Linked DNA regions of Homo sapiens: region 2 is linked to region 1. Evidence: chromatin loops called from intact Hi-C (ENCODE). Cell type or tissue: HepG2. All regions are shown on one strand.

Region 1 (8,000 bases):
CTTTCTCTTTCTCTCTGTTATACTAGTTTCCTCTAATCTTTTGCTCAGTAATATATCACAGAACAACTTTCAGCTCATTAGCTGACAACTCCAATGTTGTTCTTTTAGAATGGTCAAAGATTTACTCTTTTCCCTGATAGCCAACAATACATAAGACTTTAATGTCCCTTTTCACATTTCCTGAGGCTAAAATTTTCACAACATTTAACTCAAATTTAAACTTCCTAAAACTATTTTGGGAAAAAGAACCAGGAAGATTTATTTTAACATTATTTTTCTTAATCAAAACAGCAAATGTCGTGAATTTTACACACTAAACATACTTTTTAGTGAGGAAATACTCTTCTAGAAAAAAATTGAAATTGTACATGCTATTTACATTAAAAAGTAGAAATTAAAATTTTCTTTTAGTGATATTAATAATGTTATTAGGCTGAACCATATGAAGTTGCCATTTCTGTAGGTCAAGTTGAATATTGTCAATTTTGTGTGGTTCAACCTAATACAGACTCTTGCATAGAGGTTACAGCCATAGATTATACTAAGAAAAGAGTCTTCAAAGAATTTAGTCCAGAAAAAATGAATTTATTGGTTTACTGATTTGAAAAGGGTGCTTAAACAAAGCAGAAGTATTCTTCAATTTCCCATAGTAAAAGCAAAAGCTACCATTCATTGAGTGGGTTTTCATCTGCATCACCTTATTCAGTTCTCAATATAACTCTGCAACCATTTTGAAGTAGATATTCCTATCATCACTTAATAGATGTACAGAGTCAAAATTCCAATCCTGAGTCTGCTGGACAAAACCCACACTCTTTCCCTTCTATTACACTACCTCAGAGATTTAACACAGAAGATAAACCACTTCTCCAAAATACAATACCAGTTAGCGTCAGGACTTGGAGTTATGGGTACATATTGAGTTATTTGCATAGAAAGCTTGACTTTCTACAGTTAGGTCTTTGAGAAAAAATTCTATAAAGTAGGAGATCATCTTATATATACTGAGCTCCTCAAGAACAGAGGCTATCTAAATAATCTTTGAATCCATGGGACATGGCACAGAACCTATTGTAAATCATAAATAAACATAGTAAATCACAAATAAATGTTTCTAGAATAAATGAGTAAACAAAAGAATGACTTTTGCATGGGAAAAGGCAGAATAGGTTCATAGCTCTTTGCAGAATCAAACATCTTACAGTATGTAGGTATTTTAAAACCACAAGATAGAATCACAGAATCATAACTCCGAATGGAATACCAGAGTTCCTCTTGTACAATATTTGTTTGTTTGTTGTTTATTTAATAAACAAAGGAACTAAAGTACAAAATTCCAAAGCTAAATGATGACACAAGCCAGAGCCAAATCTACCAAGCCTTCTTGAAAATATACCTATCCCTGGATTTTTCTTCCTTTAGGAACATAAATGTGCTAAGGTATTATCTACTCATCAATAATTACCAAAATTATTTATATTTTTATACACAGCATATATACATGTATACATACACACACACACATAAACAATTGCAGCACAATTTACTTTCTTTAGGGAAATACTTGTTTTTATTGCACACAGCATTTGATAAATATCAACATTAGCCAGGAACTTATAGGTGTGAGAAAGAAGGCAGCTAAATACAAGTTTTTTTGGTTGAAAATCACACCCATTCACTAATCCTCAGGTGGACTTGTTCTCAGGAAGAATAATTTACATTGTCAAACACTCACAAGCCTGAAAAAGAAAGAAAAGAAGGGTGAATTTGTATTCATACAACAGATACCTTCACACACTTTATCCTGGAAAACACATTGTAGTTTATACAATTTGTTGGTGAGTGATTTATGCTTTTTATGCATAGTTATTTGCTTAGTCTCCTATTCATCCAAAAATCCATACTTTTTCCTGGTTTACCTGACTTTCTCATTATGCATAACTTTGAAGAGAAGCAATATTTAGCAATGATGCATTCTCTGCAAATGGATGGCATGCATGCATCTGTCTTCTAATATAATATTCATGGTTTTCACATCTCCAAATGTGAATTTTCCCCTTAGTGCTTCTTCAACCCGTATTTTGTATCTTAGGGCCATACAAAAATTGAAACATTTCAGTACTTATTTCATACTTTTAAGAGGGAAGAAAATATTGGCAAAGGATGGGTAAGAAATGGAGGTTACAATGCAGATGATATAAACCTTGAGCTACATACATACCCAAAAGCCCAAAGTTGAGCTATTGTTGACTGACTGGTTCTAGGCAAGGACTAAGGGTCAGTTCAGGAGCAAATATAGAATTTAGAACATTCAGTTTATAATGATGGTGTTAAGAAGGGGGTTGAACATTCACTTGGTTCTTTGATATGTAGCAGGTCTCTATAGTAGACAGGAACAAGTGGATTTTGAAGAAGCTCCAGAGACCTATAAATCCTAAGGAGTTTCTCCAGAAGCCCTACATGGAAAAACCCTAACTTGAGGCTTGTCCTTGACTTAGAGTCACAGAGCATTATGTATAAGCAACACAGCCTAAGATAGCATTTCCAAATGCTAGCACAGATAATTTTGCTATTTTAGTTTTCAGGAGCAAGCTCCTCTGGCTTGCCTGTATTTGACAGCTAACCCAGTGTTTTAGTTGTATTGATGGTGGAATGAGAAAGATTTATTTTTATAAGTCTAATTATGAGACTTTCACAGCACATCAGTTTGGACTTCAAAAGGATAACACAATTCCAGAAATTAGGTGGTAAACAGCCAGTCATAGGCTGTCTTCCCAATAAAGCACGATAAATCAACCAGAGAAGAGAAGAGAGGATGCAGCAGGAAAGTAGAGGCAGATCACTCAGAGGGAGGTGGTAAGAAAAAGCAAGTGAGACCAGCTGCAGGAGGAGGAAATAGACACAGCCCAGCCGCAGAGGAAAGGTAAGGAAGGAAGAAGTGAAGGGAATCTAGTCACAGATGCAGAGAGACAGATCAGGAGAGGATCACAGAGGTGAGACCCTGCAGGGGAGAATGGGAGGAAAGGGTGAGGGTATAATAGAGAGGAAAAAAAATGAGAATCAAGGGACCACACCTTTACAGTGCAGTGTGCAGTGTATGGTGTACGGTGTACAGTGCAGTGTACATGGCAACTTTTCCAGGTGGTAGGAGTTTGACAAAAGAGAAAACAATGCAACAGGAAACTGCATGCAATGCAAACTTGGAAAGGGAAAAGATAGAGGATGATGATTTAAAGAATGCAGAATTATATGTCTGGGTTTCATGGAACTCCTCGTGCCAAGAACAGCAAGGGCTAGTCACATATATTTTATTCTGTTGCTGGCAACTGTTAGTGCAGTGAATGGAGTTTGAGAGTTCCAGGTCCTCTGTTTCAGGCAGCCTCCAGTGCTTCTTCCCCTTCTGGATGACTGCTGCCCTTGTGCTTACTGACTTAATGCCTCTTGGTCTCACAAGATGTGGCAGAGCCCACCGCTGATCAGAACCTGCAGCCAGCCTCTCACAGAACTGGCCCCAATATAGGCTGAAGCATAATTCAAGGAAGGAGCTGGGTGAGAAGGCACTGAACTTGGCCACAGGAATATTAAAAGGGTTTGACGTTAAAATGCTCTGGGAGATTGTTGTGCTCTCTAATACCCAAAGTGGCAGAGCTGTTGAGGAAAGCTGGTCCCTGCACTGACCAAGCTTGCCCTAAAGAAACAGGGAAACAGCCTGTAGACACCAAGACTACAGTATGCCTGGAGGGGGCTGTTTACTGAGATGGAAAAGCAAAGTGGCCCATTGTGATGACCGGCACGAGGCTGCTGTTAGAAGGCATGTGATATTATGGGGAAGGGAATGTGTATGCGTGGGGAGCAGAAGTAGATTTGGAAGCACATAGCAACATTGATGACTGTCAAAGATAGGAGTGTTACCTGCAGACCTAAGGCTGGAGACAGCAGGTATTATAAGAGAAGAGGGAAGATTAAGTAGGGGAGAAAGGACACAGTGTGTGCACCACACAGACCGTATCTCTTATGTTAGCTCTGCTACTTTCGAAGCATCTAATCTTTCTGTGCCTCAGTTTTCCCATCTTAAAGTTGACCTCAGCAAAGTTCTTGGGAGGATTAACAATAACAAGCCTAACACAATACCCTCTTGTTCAGTATTCAGTAACTAGTATTATCTTTATTAGTGATCTCCTTCCACAGTTAAATTCTTGGTCACAAACAGTTTGAAAGTCAATTGCCTTGATTTCTTCTCCCTTTATTCCCTCTCTCCTTTTCTTTTCTGTTCTCCTGATTCGCTTTTCCCCTCCTTCCTATTATTTACTGAGCATTCACTTTGTGCTAGGAACTGAACGAATGCAGTGGAACTTTATTTCTTGATGTTTTTATCTACTGAATGGATTGTGGCTTTGCAGCTCCGTTCACATCTGAAGCTCTGGCAACTAACCATGGAAACTCACACCTTGCTGGAGAGTTGTTTTCTGCAGGGAGCAGCAATTCTATGTGCTAAATTGGGAGGCTGGAAAGAGAGAATTGGTTAGTAATTAGAAAAGATATAAATTACTGAAAATACCTCCCTGCCTGTGTAAATGGAAAATTTTTCTGATGCTTATAATATCCACTTGGGACTGATAGTGAAAGATTCAGCACAGCCTTGACTGCTTTTATGAAGTCTTGATATATGCTTCAGAGAACAAAGGAAAGTGATGAAGGAGAGATGATTCCAGACGATGGTCACTCTTTCTCACTCCTTATTGTATGGAGTTTGTCTTTTCAGGAGAGTTTTGAAATGATTCTGTTGCTGCTTCTAGTTTTCCCAAATGTCTAGAAGCATTTTTTGAAATCAGTAATGCTTGGAGTTAAGGCTGTATTTATGTGGTCTGCCTAATACTTCCCACAAAAGTCCACATTCAAGATGGCAGCTCCAGTATAGAGAATTATGCCTTTCAAGGTGGCAAAGTTGGTTGCCACCTTCTAGGGTCCTGCTTGTCTGCTATATTATTCTCCTCGCTTATACTTTCTTTTCTAGTTTACATCGTTTTCACTATTAGACACTGAAATTGGCCATGAAATCCTTGGTGAGCTGATTAATAATTCCTCTTTAGAGGAACAGGAGTCTTTGTGAACCTTAAGGCTTCTTCAGAGTTGAGGAAGAGATTCATCAAGCACGTAAAGCTGTAGTCACCCTCAGTAATAATGTATGAGGACATCGATTTGTGCCACATCCTGGGAAAACAAGAAGCCTGAAACAGTGGCTGGGACTGCCCTCGTGGGGCTTACAGTCTAGTTATTGATATTTATTCATTAAAAAGGTAAATAGAAAAAGAAAGCAAATCACAGAACATCGTGTGTTATTATGGGATCATTCTTTAAAACAATGACTATATATGGAGGTAAACATGAATGTTTTTCCACTCACATATATTCACTCACTGACAGGAACCAGGCACTATCCTAGACATTGGGAATGTAGCTGGGGATATGTAAATATGTGTAGAGAAAGTGTATAGAGTTAATTTGTCTAGTTTATTATCAGTGGTTACCTGAAGGTTAAGATAGAAAGATGTTCACAGTTTACTTGCTGTTTTTTTGTATTGTTTTAGTTGTTTAAAATGAGCTTGCATTACTGCTCACCTGAAAAATAATAATAAAAGAGTAAAGAAGGACCAAAATTCATGTAATGCTGCCAGGTTGTGGGGCTGATGGCCAAGTAAGTGTCACGGACCATCATGATTACAGGAGGTCTGGGAAGATAGAACCTGACCTGGACAAGGGAGAAGGCCAAGACTTCAAAGAATCCAGGAAAACAGGAAGTAAAACAAGGAGGAGGAAGTTAGGCCCAAGGGAATAACATTAGGCTAGGGATGGACATGAAGCTTCTAGCAGCAGCAGAGGGTTTGCTTAGGAGAGGAGGCGTGTAATGTAGGACATTGAACTCTAGCATTCTCATCTGGACTCTACTACAAATACACTGAGTGACCTTGGAAAATAACTTCATTCTCTGTGCCTCACTTTTTCCACCAATGATATGGGAGGACTAGACAGAATCCACTCTAACGTTCCCTCATATCAGAGAAGTATCTGGTCTTAAAAAGACTAGAGAGGGTTGTGGTAAAAGCTGCATTGTGAAAGGGCTTAAATATAGGGCTAAGAAATTTGCACATAATTTACAAGCAGTTAGGAACACAGATGAATATGAGCATCTGTGGCATGTATAAAATGTGAAAGGCAGTATTTAAAGAAAAGTAGAGTGGTTGTGATATACAAGATGACTATCAAGGTATTGAGAGTAGACAAAAGGGAGAGGGAGGATGGGAGAGAGACAGAGATTAGAGGAAAAGCTAACATCAATTAGAAGTCTACCACATGGTAATGAGATATAATATCATGCTATATCAAAAAACCAAATATATGATATATCAAAAAGAACAATATTATATATCAAAAACATTCTAATATGATATATAAAAAATTATGTCATGATATATCAAAAATAAATCCAGAATGATAGAGAAAAATTATATATATATATGGGAGAAGCTCTCCTGCACAAAATAATACCAGCTAATAATTCTAGAATAAATAAAGAATTTATAAAATAACCATTTTTTAACCCGCTACAAAATAACTATTTCAAGAAAGCATAATCCATAGATGCTAAAACAATTAGGGGTTAAAGTTGACTGGAAAAAGGATATTTACATGGTCTCAAATAAACCACCTTATAGATTGTTATTTGCAAAATAGAAAGGTGCCTTTTAAATGAAGAGATCTGGTGGTCCATGTATTTTGAGCTTCCTGCTATGACGCAGTAAGAAATACACAGCATTCATTACACACTGGATTTTGCTAAAAATGTTTCACCTGATTCTGAAGAAACAATCAGACAAATTCAAAATGCAGAACACTCTATAAGCATCTGACTGAAATTATTTTTAAAAAAAGAGTAAATTTTATTTAAAGAAAAATGTAGGTAATGTTCAAGACTAATAATGACTAAAGACATAGTAACAACCAAATGCAATGCATAAAACTTAAATCCTGGATTTAAGAAAAAAATCTGTAAAAGACATTTGGAGGATAACGGAGGAAATTTGAATAGGTGCAATATATTAAATGTTATAGAAATATTAGTTTTGTTTGCTTTCTCTGGAGTAATAATGGCATTGTGGTTATACAGAAAATGTCTTTACACTGGGAAGATGCCTTGCTGATATGTTAGATTGAAAGTGGAATGACGTCTGCAACATAATTCAAATGGTTCAGAAAAAGTGTGTGTCTGTGTGTGTGTGTGTGTGTGTGTGTGTGTCTTCTGCTAGGCAGATAGGTAGGTAAGTGGAGAGAGTGAGAAGGAGGAAGAGAGGGAGAACAAATGTACCAAAATGTTAAGAACTGTTGAATCTTTATGAGTTTTTATTATAATGTTCTTCAAGTTTTCTATAATTTGAAATTTTTCAAAATAAACAGGAAACAGGGCCTGTTTCAATAGTTCAGATCAATGCTTAGAACTAGCATAGTAAATTAGAAAGGAAAAAACAAAAGCAACAGATATTTTGAAGAGAAATAGTTTAATAAATATTATTTCTCATTCATAGTGGTGAATACAAGTTGATTTTCATGCATCTCTGTTTATTCAGATCTCCTCCTCTTGATTTGACTGATTGCAGTTGGGAAGATTTTGACTTCCCAAAAAGATTTGACTGATTGCAATTGGGAAGATTTGATGAAAGTAATTGGGAAGAGGGGACTTAAGAGTTCTTGACACAGTTTGCCTAAACTCACAAAACCTGTTTCTTGGGAGCTTTTAGGCAATGAGATGATTACCTTATTTTTAGATGAGGAATAAGTCAAAGAAATACTAAGATGTAATTATGGGCAACAGCCAGATGCCAAGATACACATAAGCCCAAACACAAAAGAATGTCATCAACTTGAGGAACTACGATGAAAAAAACATCAGATGAGTCCCACATGCAGCAGCCAGAGTTTGAGTTTTGCATTAACAGATTTTGACC
Region 2 (8,000 bases), 580 kb after region 1:
GGCACTCAACATCATGGATAGTCAAATAAATGCAAATCAAAAGTACAAATAAGATATCATCTCCCCCCAGTTAAAATGACTTACATCCAAAAGACAGGCAATAACGAATGCTGGTGAGGATGTGGAGAAAAGGGAGCCCTCGTACACTGTTGGTGAGAATGTAAATTTGTACAACCACTATGAAGAACAGTTTGGAGGTTCCTCAAAAAACTAAAAATAGAGCTACCACACAATCCAGCTATCCCACTGCTGGGTATATGCCCAAAAGAAAGGAAATGGGTATATCAAAGAGACATCTTCACTCCTATGTTTGTTGCAGCATTGTTCACAATAGCTAAGATGTGGAAGCAATCTAAGTGTCCACCAACAGATAAATGGTAAAGAAAATGTGGTACATATACACAATGCAGTACTAATCCGCCATAAAAAAGAATAAGATCAGCTGGGCGCAGTGTTTCACACCTGTAATACCAGCACTTTGGGAGGCCGAGGTGGGCGGATCACGAGGTCAGGAAAACGAGACCATCCTAGCTAACACAGTGAAACCCCGTCTCTACTAAAAATACAAAAAATTAGCCGGGCATGGTGGCACACACCTGTAGTCCCAGCTACTCGGGAGGCTGAGGCAGGAGAATCGCTTGAACCCAGGAGAAATAGGTTGCGGTGAGCAGAGATCGCGCCACTGCACTCCAGCCTGGGCGACCGAGTGAGACTCCGTCTCAAAAAAAAAAAAGAATAAGATCTTGTCATTTGCAACAACATGGATAGAACTGGAGATCATCATGTTAGGTGAAATAAGCCAGGCACACAAAGACAAACTTTGCATGTTCTCACCTATTTGTGGGATCTAAAAATCAAAACAATTGATCTCACGGACACAAAGAGTAGGATGGTTACCAGAGGTTGGGAAAGGTAGTAGGGGAGTCAGAGGGAGGTAGGGATGGTTAAAGGGTACCAAAAAATAGAAAGCATGGGACTGGATGCAGTGGCTCATGCCTGTAATCCTAGCACTTTGGAAGACCAAGGCGGATGGATCACTTGAGTCAGGAGTTCGAGGCCAGCCTGGGCAACATGGCAAAACTCTGTCTCTACAAACAATACAAAAAATTAGCCAGGCATAGTAGCATGTGCCTGTAGTCCCAGCTACTCAGGAGGCTGAAGTGAGAGGATCCCCTGAGCCCAGGAGGTCAAGGCTGCAGTTAGTCGTGATCGCCCCATTGCATTCAAGCCTGGGCAACAGAGTGAGACTATCTGATAGCACAACAGGGTGACTATAGTCAATAATAACTTAATTGTACATTTTTAAATAACTAAAAGAAGGTAACTGGATTGTTTATAACACAAAGGATAAATGCTTGAGGGGATGGATACCCCATTCTCCATGATGTGAATATTTCACATTCCATGTCTGTATCAAAACATCTCACATACCCCATAAACATATACACCTATGTACCCACAAAAACTAAAAAGAAAAAAAGAAAAGGTAAATGTCCCCCAACAATGCTCTTTTCCAGCTGTTGCGACTTATAATCCCCCTCCACCACACCATCTGATCCACTCCTAGCCCTAGGAGTCCTTGATGGATGGACTCACGAAAAGAGGGTGAAGAGCAAACTCTTTTGGCTCCTCATCACTTTCACCTTCCCAACTTCCAACATCTATATTAAAAACACCTTGTTGTTGTAGAACAGTCTCTTTAGAACCTGCTTCCAGATCCCTCATTTCTCTTTCAGTTCAAGTGGTGAAGAAATGACTAGGACAGGCTGAAAACTAGCCATCAATGAAACTTAATTTACTGTCCCCACAAAGATGTACTATGAGCACCATGAGTGAGCCTATCTTTTCCTACTGTGTCTAAATGACACCCCCACACACGCGCATTAGCAATAAAAAACATATGTAGGATATGAAATGGGGGCTATAAAATGGATGTGTTATAGGAGGAATTGTGTTCCCCTCAAAATTCATATGTTAAAGTCCTAACCTCCAGTACCTCAGAATCCAACTGTATTTGGAGATAGGGCCTTTAAAGTGGTAACTAAAGAAAAATAAGGTGATATGGGTGGGCCCTAATCCAATTTGACTAATTTACTTACAAGAGGAGGACATCAAGACACAAATATGGTCATGCACAGAGGAAAGACTATGTGAGGGTATAGCAAGAAGGCAGCAGGTCATCTATAAGCCAAAGAGAGAAGCCTCAAAAAAAACCAAACCTGCTGCCACCTTCATCTCAGACTTCTAGCCTCCAGAACTCTGAGAAAATAAATTTATGTTGCTTAAGCCATCCAGTCTGCAGCATTTTGTTATATCAGCCCTAGTAAACTCATACAGTGGCTTTGCTCCAAGAAACCACATTAAAAAAAAAACAAAAAAAAACAAAAAAAACTTTAGGTACATGTTCAGCCTCCTCCCCATTCACATATCTCACAGTAGAGAGTTTAACTCCTGGATGGCCAGCAGAAATGGATGGAGTGAGATACTCCAAATCGAGGGCACAGAGCTCACCAATCTGTGGACCTCTCTCTGTGTAGGAGAAAACATCCTTTGCATCCCATCTCTTCTCATTTCCCTTGCTTATAAAACCATTGGTACACATAGCACTTAGATTCTGTACTTTGAGATACATTATGGATTAAACAAAGTAAGCTAAAAACCTAACCAATGGGAACATAATATATGATCTGAGGACTGCCAGAAGTATTTGTGAAATAAAGTCCAATTCAAACACGATTATATTAATAAGCCTACTATCATTTTAATCTAAGAGTTTAGTAAGAATCACCTGCCATCAGGCCAGGCATGGTGGCTCACGCCTGTAATCCTGCACTTCAGGAGGCCAAGGCGAGTGGATCATTTGAGGCCAGGAGTTCAAGATCAGCCTGGCCAACATGGTGAAACCCCATCTCTATTAAAAAGACAAAAAATTAGCCGGGTGTGGTGGCACATGCCTATAATCCCAGCTACTAGGGAGGCTGAGCTTGGGAGGATGACTTGAGCCCAGGAGGTCTCCACCTGCACTCCAACCTGGGTGACAGAACCAGACCCGGTCTAAAAAAAAAAAAAAAAAAAAAAAAAAAAAAAAAAAAAAGAGAGAGAGAGGGATGATTTCTATTTTAGTATGAATTAATAGGTCATTTTAAAAATGTTATCCTAAGAAACTTCTCTAGCAGTACATTTCACATCTTAACTAACATGACAATGTCACTATAGAAATTTTATTGGAATTACCCTTGAATAAGATAATGTATGAATATCTGGCATCATAAAAGAAACATTACACTTGAATTGAAAATTAGGCATTCTATATACCATACAAGATAGACTGATATCTGCTAGGGTATCAGAAAAAAGTTTCATGTTTCATGTGTTTCTGACTGATAATTACTTTAAAAGATGAATAACTCAGCAGCTATTGTATCCGAACTGAAAGGAGGAATCATAACTCACCTTTATGCATAGGAGTTGATCCATTATCAGCACGCTCATTAATATTGATTACTCCATCTTCCACTAATTTCTTAAGCATCCCCAAATCACCCTTAAAGGCAGCCACATGACCTGGAAATGCTAAAGCTATGAATAAAAAAATTCAGCATTTCAATAAACATAAGAGTTTATTCTTTTCCCTGTCTTAAGCTGTCATATATTTCAGGTTTCAATATTTTCTCAAATATAAGGCTGTTGTAATCGGATGAGTTCAGTTGATGACTACCAGTAAAAAGAGAATTATAAAATGAGATTATTACTAATCATTCTACTCCTTTTACCCTCAGGACTTCAAACATGCCAGAAGTATTGTACCAGGACAATTTTTAGCCATACTCTCTTTCTCTCTCATATCACCACAAAACACAGGGGATGGTCATTTAAAACCCTTTAAAACCCTTTGTATAAAGACACACTTAGAAGCCGGGCATGGTGGCTCACGCCTGTAATCCCAGCACTTTGGGAGGCTGAGATGGGTGAATCATTTGAGGTCACGAGTTCAAGACCAGCCTGGCCAACATGGTGAAACCCTGTCTCTACTAAAAATACAAAACTTAGCCAGGTGTGGTGGCTCACGCCTGTAATCACAGCTACTCAGGAGGCTGAGGCAGGAGAATCACTTGAACCTGGGAGGTGGAGGTTGCAGTGAGCCAAGAGTGAGATTCCATCTCAAAAAAAATAAATAAATAAAGACACACTTGTTCTCACGGCCTGCAGTTGCACAGACCTCTCCTTTTCTGCTTATAAGATAGTGAAAACAGCAAAATAGACTAGAAGCAAATAAGAAGTCTGTATGTGCACACACATATAGAGTCATCCCTTGGAATCCTAAGGGTTCCAGGACCCCCAAAGATACCAAAATCTGTGGATGCCCAAGTCCCTTATATAAAATGGTATAATATTTACATATAAACCTATGCACATCCTCCCTCCCATATACTTTAAATAATCTCTAGGTTACTCACAATACCTAATACAATAGAAATGCTATGTAAATAGTTGTCATACTGTTTTGTTTTGTTTTGTTTTGTTTAGAGGCAGGGTCTCACTTTGTCACTGAGGTGTGGTCACAGCTCACTGTAACTTTGAACTCCTGGGCTCAAGCAATCCTCCCACCTCAGCCTCCCGGGTAGCTAGGATTACAGGGATGCACCATCATGCCCTACTCTTGCTGGTCTTTATTGTATTCTGTCTTACTGATCTGTATGTCTGTTTGCCATTACTACACACTGCCTTGATTACCATAGCATTATAGTAAAAGTCTTAAAATCAAGTCGTGTAAGTCCTTCCAACTTTGTTATTTTAAAAATATTCTTTGGCTATTCTAGGTTGTTTCTTTCCATATGTAAAAATGAGAATAGCTACATTTCAGATGCATTGAGAGGGTTAAATTATGAATTCTTTGGTAACCAAGTATCAAGAAGATCTTATTTTTAAAAAAGACAAAACAATGCAATCCTTACAAGTGCTTACTATCATGTCTGGCATTTTTAGTAAGGACTCAGTTTATGTAGTTACTATCATTAAAGACATTTTATTAAGCATCACCTATATGCTAGGGATCAGGTTAGGTACTTCCAGTTGTGTGTGTGTATGTGTGTGTGTATGTGTGTGTGTGTGTGTATGTGTACATATGTATGTGTACAGATGTACAGCTGGCCCTCCATACCTGCAAGTTCCACATCTGCAGATTGAACAGATGGAAAATATTTGAAGGAGAAACAAATAAAAATAACAATACAACAATAACAAATAATGCACATAAAGAATAATACAGGCTGGATGCAGTGGCCCATGCCTATAATCCCAGTGCTTTGCGGGGAGGCTGGGGCAGGAGGATCACTTGAGGCCAGGAGTTTGAGACCAGCCTGGGAAACATAGTGAGACCCCAACTCATATATATAACTAAAATATAAAACCACAGAATGGAATGAAAAATCTAAAATAATAGTTTACCCTTGAGGAGGAAGAAAAGGTAATGGTATTAGGGAGAGAGCTCCAAAGGGCTTCAACTCTATATTTTATTCCTTTTTTTTTTTTTTTTTTTTTTTCCAGGATGGAGTTTCGCTCTTGCTGCCCAGGATGGAGTGCAATTGCATGATTTCAGCTCACCACAACCTCCACCTCCCAGGTTCAGGTGATTCTCCTGCCTGAACCTCCCGAGTAGCTGGGATTATAGGCGTGAGCCACCGCATCTGGCCTCTATATTTTATTCTTAAATTTAGTGATTCACTGCTCATTATGTTAATCTTTTTCTTTTTTTTTTTTTGAGACAGGGTCTCATTTTGTCACCCAGGCTGGAGTGCAGAGGTACAATCACGGTTCACTGTAGCCTTGACTTCCTGGGCTCAATCCATCCTCCCACCTCGGCCTCCCAAGTAGCTGGGATTACAGGCATGCCTCCACATACAGCTAATTTCTGTATTTTTTGTAGAGATAGGGTTTTACTATATTTCCCAAGTTGGTCTCAAACTTCTGGGCTCAAGCAATCCACTCACCTCAGACTCCCGAAGTTCTGGGATTACCGGCATGTGCCACTGCAACCAACCTCTACACATTTTTGTCTAAAATATTTCATAGTAAAGAATCTAGATGAATGTATAGACAACGATATGTAATAAATTTTAATATGTTATATATTAAACATGTTTATATTTTTACATATAACGTATATAACATTTGCCTTATATCTTTTCCTATTTCATTGATTCTACTCATTATATTATCATCATCATCATCATCACATTATATGCTAGAACATATAACTTAATTACTTACTTTCCTGATCCTCTAGGTCTTTTCCTTCATACTCAGCCCCCTGGATAAACTGTAAAATGTTCTGCTTGAAGAACCTCTGGGCCAAATCCAGTACATTTTCTCCATTATCATTGAAAGCTTTTAAAACTTGCGTCGCACTGCTCATTCTACTGACTAGGAATTTGAAACAGTGAAGGTGGCCTTCCATGGCTGCTAAGTGAACTAGAGGAAAGGAAAAAAAATTAATTTAATTTTTATTTTTTAAAATTTTTATGTATGTATGTATGTATTTAGAGACAAGATCTTGCTCTGTAACCCAGGCTGGAGTGCAGTGGCACAATCATAGCTCATTATAGCCTCCAACTCCTGGGCTCAAGTGATTCCCCCCACCTCATCCTCCCAAGTAGCTGGGAGTACAGGCAGGAGCTACCATGCCTGGCAGAATTTATTTTTTAAATTGAAACTAAAATAACTTGAAAAAAGAAATAACACATTAGCTCTATTCCTTATAGGGAGATGACTATCCCTGCCCCAAATGACAGGAACACGGAGAAGAGACCTTTTTCCCAGCCTGCATTTCTTTACACAGTCAGCCTTCTAGTCACTTCAAAGCAGTGAGTAAATGGTTGAATAGTTACACTTACCATGAGTCTATAAAGACCAGATGAGGGTCACCGAAGAGCAGGCCCAGAAAGTTATCTTAGAAAGTGAAATCCCAATTATGCAGTTTATAATTACAGGATAAAATGCTTATTATATAAGTAAAATAAATAAGTAAAATTTAATATTTTGGGAAGAAGTGGAAGAAATAAACCAATAGTCACTCTGCAAATAAGAACATTATAATATTTTATCACTATGCATTTGTCACTTTTCTATAATAATTTATTCTTTTTATTATAAACAAGAAGAATGGATTGAACTGCAGACTAGGTATATACACTGACTTCAACATTTATAGCCCTTCAGGAAATAACAGAAAAGGTATTTTTTAAAGCTATAAAAAACTAAAGAAAAAAACAAGAATGCCATGAACAGACAAGAAATTTTAAGGAATCCCTGAAAGAAAGTATATTGGATGAGACTCAGGGACAGCCATAACCTAAAACTTCATGCAAAAAAAAAAAAAAAGGAATGAATCTGGAGTTGTTACAAGCTTTGAGGCAATGATTACAAAGACCAAGACAGTCTTTACACTTAAGAAATGACCGCTTGGGAAATAAGCCCAATTCACATATCTTGATTATGGAGAGGCAGGGTAATGTCCAAGTGGCCAGTATAATTCAGGTGAAACAAGAAGTACCAGAAAAGAAGTCCAGATAAGACAAGTTGCTGGCACATATCAATCTATCCTCCCTCAGCTGCCCCTCACACTAGGCCCTGCCCCCCTGAAACTTCAGATTCCTCTAACTGCTTACTCATCATTTACACTTAAAAGTCTTATAAGCATTTCTAACATATGTCAAAAGTTGAGCTCCTTAGCCTCCTCACACACATTTACCTTATATTATCTCCCCGTCTCGGTTAATGGAAGTTCTCTCCACATTGTTCAGGCCCATAAGCCTTGGAGCCATCCTTGACTCCCCTTTCCATTACTCCCCACATCTAATCCATCAACAAATTTTACTGGCTCCTTCAAAATATATACAGAACCTGATTACTTCTCACTACCTTTGCTGCCTGTATACTGGCCAACCGAAATAGTAGCCTGAATTATTGCATCAGGTTCCCAATTACTCTCCCTATTTCTT

The links. Hi-C counts contacts between places; a loop is a spot of excess contacts. Peaks named below come from ENCODE experiments on the same cell type or tissue, not always from the same donor. Only the 100,000 strongest peaks of a DNase experiment are listed, where the experiment ranks them.
Region 2: a loop joins it to region 1, with 6 times the contacts of the local background. A loop is called at or near these places in 5 of 110 quality-filtered maps.

The regions. Positions count from the first base shown.
Region 1 is chr11:83,803,874-83,811,873 of GRCh38, reverse strand. The region is part of intron 17 of DLG2 (discs large MAGUK scaffold protein 2); the gene reads left to right. Among named protein-coding and RNA genes, the nearest start is that of DLG2-AS2, 170 kb to the right of the region's middle. In HepG2, no CTCF peak of the experiment used is centred here; no DNase peak of the experiment used is centred here.
Region 2 is chr11:83,223,326-83,231,325 of GRCh38, reverse strand. It overlaps ANKRD42 (ankyrin repeat domain 42), which reads right to left. Exons shown (of 11, transcript NM_001300975.2): 6 at 6,271-6,471; 7 at 3,454-3,579. Among named protein-coding and RNA genes, the nearest start is that of ANKRD42, 34 kb to the right of the region's middle. In HepG2, no CTCF peak of the experiment used is centred here; no DNase peak of the experiment used is centred here.